Regions from separate parts of the Homo sapiens genome. Here region 1 is linked to region 2. Evidence: read pairs that join two places in POLR2A ChIA-PET (ENCODE). Cell type or tissue: PC-9. All regions are shown on one strand. Each heading gives the region's core, and the rest is flanking DNA. Links, peaks and the distances in the headings are about the cores only. Region 1 overlaps PTPN3 (protein tyrosine phosphatase non-receptor type 3). Region 2 overlaps PALM2AKAP2 (PALM2 and AKAP2 fusion).

Region 1 (5,380 bases), core at 186-5,185, 310 kb before region 2:
GGGGCAGGAGTAACTGATAAACAAGGGGGCGGCAACCTGGGTGTAGCAGGGGCCTGGATCTCTGGAGGATCCAGGACAGCCTCACGGTGTCTGAACCCTGAGCTTCTTTCAACCTGCCAGGAGAGAGGCTCAGGTAGCAAGAAATAACCCTGGGTGGCTGTGAAAAAGGGGGATCTGACCACAGATGGTAGTGAACCTTGGAGGGGAAGGAGAGGGCGGCTCAGACCAGTGGCTACAAAGGGCGTGGACTCTGATGTGCTCAGGTTGAACAAAACAAGCCAACCAACAATTTTGTTTGTGTTTTTTAAAAAGTTGAACTTGTAATGTCTATGCAATCATATATTCCACTCTTTCTCATGATCACTATCCAACATTCGTCCAGGTATTTCAAACACTTCCCTGACCCCTTCTGTTATGACTCTACGATATTCCACCACGTGGGTGTACATAACTGTGGCTGGGTGTTCAGATGACTTCTCACTAGCAGAGCTCAGATGTCAGAAAGAATCCACAGTAAACCCAGAAAAGGAAGAGGAAGCATGTGACCAAGGACAGGCACCAATGCCAAGGAAGTGGGGGTCCCGAAGAGCCCTGAGTTAGGGCAAAAACACCAAAGAAAGGAGGAACGAGATGACAGACAGGGGCTGGGCCACCACCTAGAGGAGGATGGCTAAACATGAGCAAGGTAACTGATGATGATTTGCGCAAAATCGCCAAGTTAACTGTGTTCTGTCTTTTCTACCAGGTAGAACAATCTTTTACAATGGAAAAGATGAAATTAAAGGGGATGGGAAGCCATTCCCTGAGCAACTCCCATGACCCAGGAGAGAGCCCACACTCACCATCTTACTGGACTCTCACATCAAAAGAGGGGACCAGGCTTCGCCCATGAGGTTACCACATGTGTTTCTGAGGTGACCCAGCGGCAGGGCAGAATCCAAACCGGTGGCTCCTGCCAAAGACGTGCTCCTCCCACTACCTCTTCTGGTCTTTTCTTTTTCTTTTCTTTTTTTCTGTTCTTTTAAATCTCCGGTAAACAAGCGTTTTTTTTTTTTTTAATTGTAAAATATATAGGACCTAACGCTTGCCATTTTAGCCATTTTTAAGTGTACAATTCAGTGGCTTTAATTATATTCACAATGTTGTGCAAACATTACCACTATTTCCAGAAATTTTTCATCATCCCAAACAGAAACTCTGTACCCATTAGGCAATAACTCCCCATTCACCCCTCCTCCAACTCCTGGCCACCTCTAATCTACTTTCTGCCTCTACGAATTTGCCTAGTCTAGATACATCAGTGGAACCACATAGTATTTGTCTATTTGAGTCTGGCTTATTTCACTTAGCATGTTTTTAAGGTTCCTCCATATTTTAGCATGTATCAGAACTTTATTTCTTTTTATGACTGAATGATATTCCATTTTGTTTATCAATTCATCTGTCATTGGACATTTGGGTTGTTTCTGCCTTCTGGCTATTGTGAATGGTGTTGCAATGCTTAAATTTTATCATTTCAGCATACAAGTATCTGTCCGAGTCCACTTTCAATTCTTTCAGGTATATACGTAGGAGTAGGATTGCTGGGTCACATGGTAGTTCTATCTATAGCTTTTTAAAATTTTTTTGAGACACAGTCTTCCTCTGTTGCCCAGGCTGGAGTGCAAAGGCACCATCTCAGCTTACTGCAGCCTCCTCCGCCTCCCAGGCTCAATGGATCTTCCCATCTCAGCTTCCCTAGTAGCTGGGACTACAAGTGTGTGCCACCACGCCCAGCTAAGCTTTTGTACTTTTGGTAGACTGGGTTTCGCCCTGTTGCCCAGGCTGGTCTCAAACTCCTGAGCTCAAGCGATACACCCTCCCAAAGTGCTGGGATTACAGGCCTGAGCCTCTGTGCCTGGCCCTATTATGTACAGCTTTTTGGGGAATAATCAGATTGTTTTCTACAGAGGCTGCACCATTTTACATTCCCACCACAATATAAGAGGGTTACTATTCCTCCACATCCTTGCTAATACTTGTTAGTTTCCTGTTTTTGATCATAACCATTCTAGTAGGTGTGCAGTGGTGTCTCATTGTGGCTTTACTTTACATTTTCCGTAATGACTAATGATGCTGAGCATCTTTTCATGTGTTTACTGGCAATTTGTGCATCTTTAGAGAAATGTCTATTCAAGTCTTCTGCCCATTTTTAAAATTTGTTTTGTGTTAGTGTGAGCTGTTGACTTTCAGGGTCTCGCTCTGTCACCCAGGCTGGAGGGCAGTAGCACCATCTTGGCTCAGTGTAACCTGTGTCTCCCAAGTGATCCTCCAGCCTCAGTCTCCTTAGTAGCTGGGACTACAGGCACACACCACACCTGGCTAATTTTTGTATTTTTTGTAGAGACGGGGTTTCACCATGTTGCCCAGGCTCATCTTGAACTCCTAGACTCAATGATCTGCCTGCCTCAGTCTCCCAAGGTGCTGGGATCACAAGTGGGAGCCACTGCGCCTGGCCTATTCTCTCATTCCATAGGTTGCCTTTTCACTTTCTTGATGATGTCTTTGGATGCAAAAAAGCTTTAATTTTCATGAAGTCCCAATTTATTTTTCTTTTGTTACTTGCATTTTTAGTGTCATATCCAAGAATTCATTGCCAAATTCAAGGTTGTGAAGGTTTACCCCTATGTTTTCTTCTAGGAGTTTTATGGCTTTAGGGTCTTTTATTAAGGTCATTGATCCATTTTGAGTGAATTTTTGTATATGGTATGATGTGTTAGCTGCTCTGGTCTTGCTGAGTGGAGTCCTTCACCAGCACGATCTTCTGGCAGAGCTAACATCCCTACACAAAAAGGCTGGGTCTGAGTCTTTAAAATCTCACCACTGCCGCACAGGCAGCCTGCCCAGTGGCTGGTACCCAACAGGTGCTCAATAATTCACTGTGGGATGAATGGATGGATGGATGGATGGATGGATGGATGCATGGATGCATGGTTGGATGGTTGATGGATAAACCACTAGGTTTATCCCTCCACTCACTTCTTATGACTGCTGCCCACAGCTGGCTGGGAGACTCTTTCATAACAAAGGAAATCTAATAGGCTAAACATATTAAGAATTAAATATCAACAACGGCATTTACACACTCCTAATATTAACCTAAAAATTACCCAAGATCTAACTCACAGACCTAACTGGACAAGACAGAGGAAAGCCCAATGTACCCTTGCCAGTCTCCTGGTTCAAGTCCCTCAGTGCACAGATAAGGAAACCCAAGGGCAGGGCAGGGCATGGCAGGGACTTCCAAAGCCAGAGCCCACCGAACACAGGTCTCAGTGATGGCCAACTATAGATAAGCAAGAGAAATACATGAGGTTAGTTTGAACTGCTTCACAGAGGAGGGGTGGCCCTCTGGTTCTAAAATCTCCAAAGGGGATGGGGAAATGAACCCTGAGTCCTAGATCTCATTCTGCTCCACCAGGGTCTCATGCTTCTCTGGCTGTTCCCAGGTGGTGCCAAGCTTGTTCCAACCTTGGGTGTTTGCACGTGCTGTTCCCTCTCCTTGAACACCCTTCCCTTAGATATGCACCTGGCTCTCTCACTCAGTTTCTTCATGTGCCTGCTTAAATTTTACCTCATCAGTGAGGCCTTCCCTGATCACTCCTTCTCCCTCTCACCCTACTTTAGATTTCTCCTTAAATGTAAGTTCCTTAAAGGCAGGGATTTTAGTAGTGAACTGCCATCTCCATGGCATCTAGAACAGTGTCCAGTGCACATGAGGCACTAAGTATCTATGGAATGCATGAATAAATTGATAAAATTGGGAACCCCATACTCAGTGTGTAGCATGTCACTAAGTGTCACAAGAGGGGAAGGCAGATGGGTGGGCACTGCCTGGACCCTGTAGCCACAGAGGCACCCAAGTTTACTTCTGGACCCATAGGCTGTCCAGCGCTCCTGGGCCTGTGACAAAGACAGGGAGGGCTGGGACATTGTGTACAGTCAGAAACTCCCCCGCCTTTCGGTCAGGTCCAAGATGCTGGCAGCTGCTCCCCTGCTGATCAGGCCATAGAAAATGGAGCCTCTGCCCATAGGCGCTTAAGAAATGTGTGTGAAATGCACAAATGAATGAATGAACAACTAATGCGCGCAGGGATTACACCTGCACTTTTAGAAGGCTTGTGTCAGCGCTAACACAGCATACCATTCCAATGGGGCTGGAAGGCAGTCTGACTAAGTAATTCCATTTCTAGGAACCTGCTGTCAGGATATATTCAGACATGAAAAAAAGTTTTAGTTGCAGAGATTTTCCTCCCAGCAACATTTATAACACTGAAAATTACAAACAAAAAAGCTACTTGCCAATTTCGGACGGCCAGTTAAGTAAGCCACAAAACAGCCACAGGATGTCTGTGTGATTAGAATATTAAGAGGCTTGTTATAAAGTTGTATCTACGGGATAACCGCAACTAATTAAAACAAAGGAATCTGAAAGACAAAAAAACCCCACATGTGTTAGTTTTTCTATTCTTTCAACTTTTCTGTTATTTTCTATGATGAGCAATCATGAGTCAGAAGAAAGTCAAACTGATCTAATTTTTTTTGTTTTAAATGCTGTCACCTAATGCTTTATTGGTGCTAGGGTGTTAAACTGCTTAAATCTCCGTCCTCTGACTCTCTGCTGCCTCCTGTCCCATTTCTGCATCCCCAACCCTGCTTCCTCTTCCTGGGTTCCCTCCCACTATCCACTGTCTGCCCTGCCCTACCACCTCTGCAATGCTCTGGCCTTTTAATCCATACCTGGACCCACTCCTCCCCCAGAAACCAGCTCCAGTGCTGGGCTGCCTCCTCCACTTCCCAGATCTGTGGCTTTGGACAAGTTACTGAACCTCACTGAGATTCCATTTCCTCCTCAGGAAAATGAAACTGACATTAACCCACAGGGTCCTCGTCAGCACTCGCAGGTGCTAAGGCTGTGGGCTGCTCTAGACACTGCCCGGTGTTGGAGCCCTATCTGCTGCTTCTACTCAGCCTCAGGAAGAGCTGCTATCCATGCCCTGATGCACAGGGAGAAAAGTCTTGATCCCCAGTCTGCATAAATCTGGGCACCTGTCCTTTCCTGAAGGCAGCAGAAGAAAAGTAGGTTTGCTCTTGGCTCCCAGATCAACATGATAGCTTCTTGGCTGAAACTGCCATTCCCCCATGGAGCCCTCCACACCTTCAGAGAACTCACAGCCCAGCCCTCGCTCCTCAGAGCTGACGCCCAATATGCGAGTACCCTTTAGACCATGTTCCTGGCAATTTCACCAAAGGCCTGGCTAATGCCATAGCTGGGCCTCCTGTCCACAGCGACAGGCTCCAGTGCCCCAGCTCGGTGCTGGGCTCTCCTACTCCCTTTTGA
Region 2 (5,380 bases), core at 162-5,161:
TGAGCATGTGTGTTCAAAATTCAGTGTTGTTAATCAAATAAAACTCACCACAAAACCCGAAGGATATTTAACAATAGATGAGATAGGTTTGGCGGAGATGGGTCAGAAGACAGAGGAGGTCCTGGAGGCAGCAGTAGAATGTACTTTCCAATCTTACTGGTGACTAGAGATAAGACACTAGTAGCCTGTTTACTCCCCATCCTTATTTACACTGGAGTGAGAATGATATATGTCAGATCAGTATTGGATGCGATGAGGGAGAATGAAGAGAAAATATTGACTCTGAAAAATACAGACAAGAGGAGGCAAAGTTGAAAGTAATGTAAACTGCTTAATCACCTGCCTTTCTCTCTTTCCACCGTCATCTCTTTCTACTTGACATGTTCCTGCTTTTGCCTCTGGATGGTTCTATCTCTCATCCCCTCTCAGCCTGGGTCCACAGAGAAAAGCAGGAAGCAGCCTGGCATGGCAGTGGAGGGAGCCTTTTCCAGCCTTCCTCCAGCAGAAGTGCGCCCTCTCCCCTATAGGGAGATAGGGCACCCCAGGCTTCAGAAAGCAAGGGAAAGATGGTACTTCATCATGTAGCTTTTCTTAAGGGGTTGGAGGGAAGGGCTCCCAGTTCCGGAGAGGGTCCATGTGCCAGCCACCCTGCTGAATGCCTTATGTTAGGGGGGTGAGATCTCAGATGTGCACAGGTACCAGGTTGACTTGGCTGAGCTTTTGGGACTGTGGTAGCCAAGAGAGGGCAGACTCCTGAGGGGACAGAGAGTGCTCAACTCCAACTGATGGGCACTGTGTGGGAATTTGAGCCCAGGGTCTCCTGCTTTTCCAAGAGAACCTGGAAATCCAATTTTGAAGGAAGTCTGTTGATGTTTAAATGCTCACAACAGTTTAAATACTGTATGGGCCAAACCAAACATAACACAGATTTTAACACAGTGTAGGCTGGATTTGTTCCCTGTCTCAATGACCCTCCCCCTCTACCCCCAGCCTGGGCCACCAGTTTTCCACGTCTGCATGTCACAACCTATTTTATTTAATTACAAAACCAATAGTATGTGGGAATGGGGGCTGGGGGGTTGGTACAGTATAAAGCTATGTGAGTTGTAGATACACTTATGTATGTTGGGCACCTTGGTGGGATCCATACCCTATAAGAAAACCATAGTCTTGGGTCAGAGTCAGGGCTGCTACTTAAATCAGTTCCTTATCCAGCATGCTGGATGAACTCATCAGTTCTCTGTAAGAAGTAAAAACTACAAGCACTCTTTAAAAAAAATGAAAATGAATGAAGAGAAAAATAGACTTATTAAATTCTTTAATTTGGAAGACTGGGTCTCGCTATGTTGCTCAGGTTGGTCCTGAACTCTTGGGCTCAAGCGATCCTTCCACCTCAGCTTCCTAAGTAGCTGGGATTATAGGCATGTGCCATTGCTCCCAGCACTAAAATTGACTTTCTTGATGTACAGCTCTCTCAATTTGAACACATGCGTAGATTTGTGCAATCACTGGTATACTCAGGCAACAGAACAGTTCCATCACCCCCAAAAGTCTCCCAGGAAGGCTGATTTTAAAACTCTAACTGGAATCTAAGTCATTCTGCTTGGGGCTACCTTATACCCTGACTTTGAAGACCCTAAAAATCAGTTGAGGGTGGGAGGGTTGACCAGAACATGAAACTTGGGTTCCCAGCCATTGGTGGGGAACTGTTTCATAATGAGCACCCTACCATACCTATATAACAAGTTTTTGCTTCTTCCTAATACATACCTTCTGCTCCAGCCTGGGTCGTCTTTTCACTATCCCCTACTAGGGTTGTTCCATTTAGCAACTAAATGTATAGGATGCCCAGTGATTCCATGGGGACATATTTATATTAAAATATTATTTGTTGTTGATCTGAAATTCACATTTAACAGGACATTCCATATTTTATCTGGCAAGCCCATCCTCTTCACATTCATGCCACATTCTCATGTAAGTTCAAAACCTACTTTCTCTGTGTTTCACCAAAGGGTGAAAATACTCTTTGAAAATACTCTTTGATTTTATTACACTTAATCTTAGCCAAAGGCCAAGAAGCGATTGTATGCTTTGATTTTAAATAGTAGCATGTTTATAGGGAGATAGGGCAAGTGTTGGAAGGATAAGAGTGCTTTCTATACACATAAATGGATTTTCAAGAAATGTTTTGTGACCAACTGGTTTTATCCTTTCCAGAGAACAAGAAATGATCTAATATGTGCTCAAGGAAGGAGGACAACTGGATTTCAGAAATTGGTTCATGTTACAGCCCCTCCTCTACCCTTTTTCTCTGGCCTGACCTTTGAATAATATAAGTCTGAAAAGACTAAACAAAGAGATTGCTCAAACTGGATGAGTTTAAAAATAACATTGGAATGCTAGCCTTCAGCAAGCCATATATCTTATACTGCACTGAGCAGGACAGTGCCCTGTGGTGGGTAGAAGATGAGTCACACAGTGATCACAACCAGATCCTTCCCAGCCTGGATACTTTGGTGGAGAGTGGTGTGATGGCTGATTTATTTGTCTTGTTTGTTTGTTGTTTCATTTTTCCATTTTACTAGTGTGATTTCAGAATCACAAGGAGGCAAGGAGGAAAATTGATTTTAGATAGCAGCTTCAGAATGAAAAATGAGTGGAAATTCCACTTTTCGGTCTAGACCAGGGACCAGCAAACAATAGCCCGTGGGCCAAATTCAGCCTGCAGCCTCTTTTCATAAGGCCTATGAGCAGTGCCTGGTTTTTATATTTTTACAAATTTGAAAAAATTCAAAAAAGGATCTTTTATGACTCATGAGATTTGTATGAAATTCAAATGTCAGCATCCATAAATAAACTTTTACCAGAGCATAACCATGCCCATTCATGTATGTGTTGTCTATGGCTAAGTTTGTGCTATAATGGCAGAGGTGAATAATTAAAACAGAGACTCTATGGCCTGTAAAGCCAAAAATATTTACTATCTGACCATTTGGAGAAAAACTTTGCCAACCCCTGCTTTCTACATGGCGTATTTCAATGGCTGTATTTGCGATGAAGGCTCCAGGAGCCTTTTATCTAAAGAAATCACTATTGCCTCATTGCTTACAGTCCAGAACAATAAAGCATCTCAGACATCCTTTTCACTGTTTTCTGGGCTTACCATGATGAGAGGTTTTGTTTACCGAAGCTGGCATGTGAGTTTTGCCGCTGTGGAATTTTCTCATTATATCCTTTGCTATCTAAGCCAACTGCATGTTGTTGTTGTTGTTGTTGTTGTTTTTTGAAAACCAGAAAATCTGATCTCTTAGGGTTAACAGTTTGGCCCATCTGAAATAAGTCCATACAATTAAAAACATTTCTTTCTATTGACAGGGACTGAGGGTTGAGGGAAAGCACTGCAGATTTTCCAGGTGTATTTTTTTTTTTTTTTGCTCCCTGGATTTTGCCTGAACCCTCACTTTTCTCTTTCAGGGAACTTTAAGCACACTTAGTGAAAGACTAAAGGTCAGAGAGCACACCAGCCACATTCCCTGAGTCCAAGCAGGGAGCCAGAGAGGAGTGGTTTCTGGCCAGCCTTCCCTGTTCAGTTACCTCATGGAACCCTTGGGACCAGGGCCTTGATTTACAAATAGAGTGGCCACTAGGTAAAAGTTGCCCATGGCCAGTGGTAGCAGGATCGACCCTAGTGTCTCTGAATCATTAAGTACTTCCTTTCTGCCCTCTTCCATTTCTTACTCAAAAACACCAGCTACAATTTTGAGTCTGGTCTGCCTGGAAATTTCCAAAGGGACTTTGGTGCCTTAATAAATATTTTCAAATTGCTCAAGGTTTTGGAAGATAGCAGAGCCATAATTGTGAAATCGGGTTAAAGAATGATTGCTGCAGTACTTGCGTCGGCCCTGTGGCCATGCTGAAGTGGACAGGGTTGTGGACACTCACAATTGCTCACTGCAGATGGACAGCCTTTGCTTTTCTGGTCATACATATGCTTGATCCTGAAATTCTCTAGATGGGCTACTTCTGAGCAGCTGCTTGGAGAATGGGAAGCCAACCCTATAGTGTAAGGTTTCTTAACTGAAGTACCATTAACACTTTGGGATAGATAATTTTCTGCTGTCTGTGGGGCCGATCTTTTGCATTATAGGATGTTAGTGGCATCCTTGGTCTCTATCCATTAAATGCTAGTAGCACACCCCACTCTTCATTGTGACAATCAAGAAGGTCTCCAGACATTGCCAAATATCCTTTGGGGAAAAAAATAACCCCTTTGAAAATCACTGATGTAGTATAACATAAAGGTTACCTGACCAAATGTACTTCCCATTCTTTTACCATTAGGGATTTATCCCTTTAAGTCTTCACTCTCATCATTAGGGATTAATTTCTTTAAATGTCAAAGTCTTTTTTATTTTCTAGAATCCCTCACGACAATATTGATTTAACTAACCTGCACGTTGTGCACGTGTACCCTAAAACTTAAAGTATAATAAAAAATAAAATTAAAAAAATGGTAAATCCTTAAGCTTGGGATGGCAGATGGTTTTCAGCTCCTATGTGAACTCTAACTGATAGAAAGTGTCCATCTATAGTGCCGCCGTGGGAAGATCTTTGAAGCTGCATTTTAGGTGTTGGAGAAAGGACATTAAGACAGATTAGAGCTGTCTTCCATGGGCAAGAGATGAGGGAGTTGGCATACACGTGTAAGGAACCTTCTTACCTAACATTTCTGCGGAGATTCACTATAGTCAGGCCTTAGGCTGGTGCTGTAGTTCAGCCTTACTGCTGAGCCCTGTGCCAGGGCACTGTTCACACAAGGTCCCTGTAGCCTTGTGTATTTGTTAGGGCAATTTTCCAGCAGGTTTTGAGGAAAGGGCACCTTTTCTAGATCACAGAGTGCCATATGGGCGAGCAGAGGTGCTGTACTCTGTTGATGGGAATAGAAGTCAGGGAACAAAAAGAGAGGGGCAAAGAATATAACTTCCTGTCTGTCTCTCCTGCCTGACTGTAAACTTCTTGAGGCCAATGACTATGTCATATTCACCATTATCTACTCTCCGCCTGTCACAACACATTTTGCATAGTGTCAAAGCAAGTTTAGTGACTTTTAGCAGAGTTCTTGTTCTGTATCTTGGACTCCTTAGCAGTCTTGTGGAACCTATGGGTCGCTTTTCAGAATAGTGCTTAAATGCACAAAATAAAATATTTAGGATTAAAAATATAACCAATGAAATTTATATATAGTCAGCAAAATATTAGAAAACTGTGATAGATAATGTGCTTTGATTGATTGATGTACAGTCAGCAAAATATTAGAAAACTGTGATAGATAACATGGGATTTGATTGATGTACAGTCAGCAAAATATTAGAAAAGT

Evidence for each region. Peaks named below come from ENCODE experiments on the same cell type or tissue, not always from the same donor. Only the 100,000 strongest peaks of a DNase experiment are listed, where the experiment ranks them.
Region 1: POLR2A ChIA-PET joins it to region 2 with 7 read pairs; 1 of 35 experiments calls an interaction of 5 or more read pairs at or near these places.

Annotation. Positions count from the first base shown.
Region 1 is chr9:109,477,967-109,483,346 of GRCh38, forward strand. All of the region lies in intron 1 of PTPN3 (protein tyrosine phosphatase non-receptor type 3), which reads right to left. Among named protein-coding and RNA genes, the nearest start is that of PTPN3, 18 kb to the right of the region's middle. In PC-9, for the core only: no CTCF peak of the experiment used is centred there; no DNase peak of the experiment used is centred there; H3K4me3 peaks cover 456 bases; H3K27ac peaks cover 3,539 bases.
Region 2 is chr9:109,790,984-109,796,363 of GRCh38, forward strand. All of the region lies in intron 1 of PALM2AKAP2 (PALM2 and AKAP2 fusion), which reads left to right. Among named protein-coding and RNA genes, the nearest start is that of PALM2AKAP2, 13 kb to the left of the region's middle. In PC-9, for the core only: no CTCF peak of the experiment used is centred there; a DNase peak (open chromatin) is centred at 2,408; H3K27ac peaks cover 2,922 bases.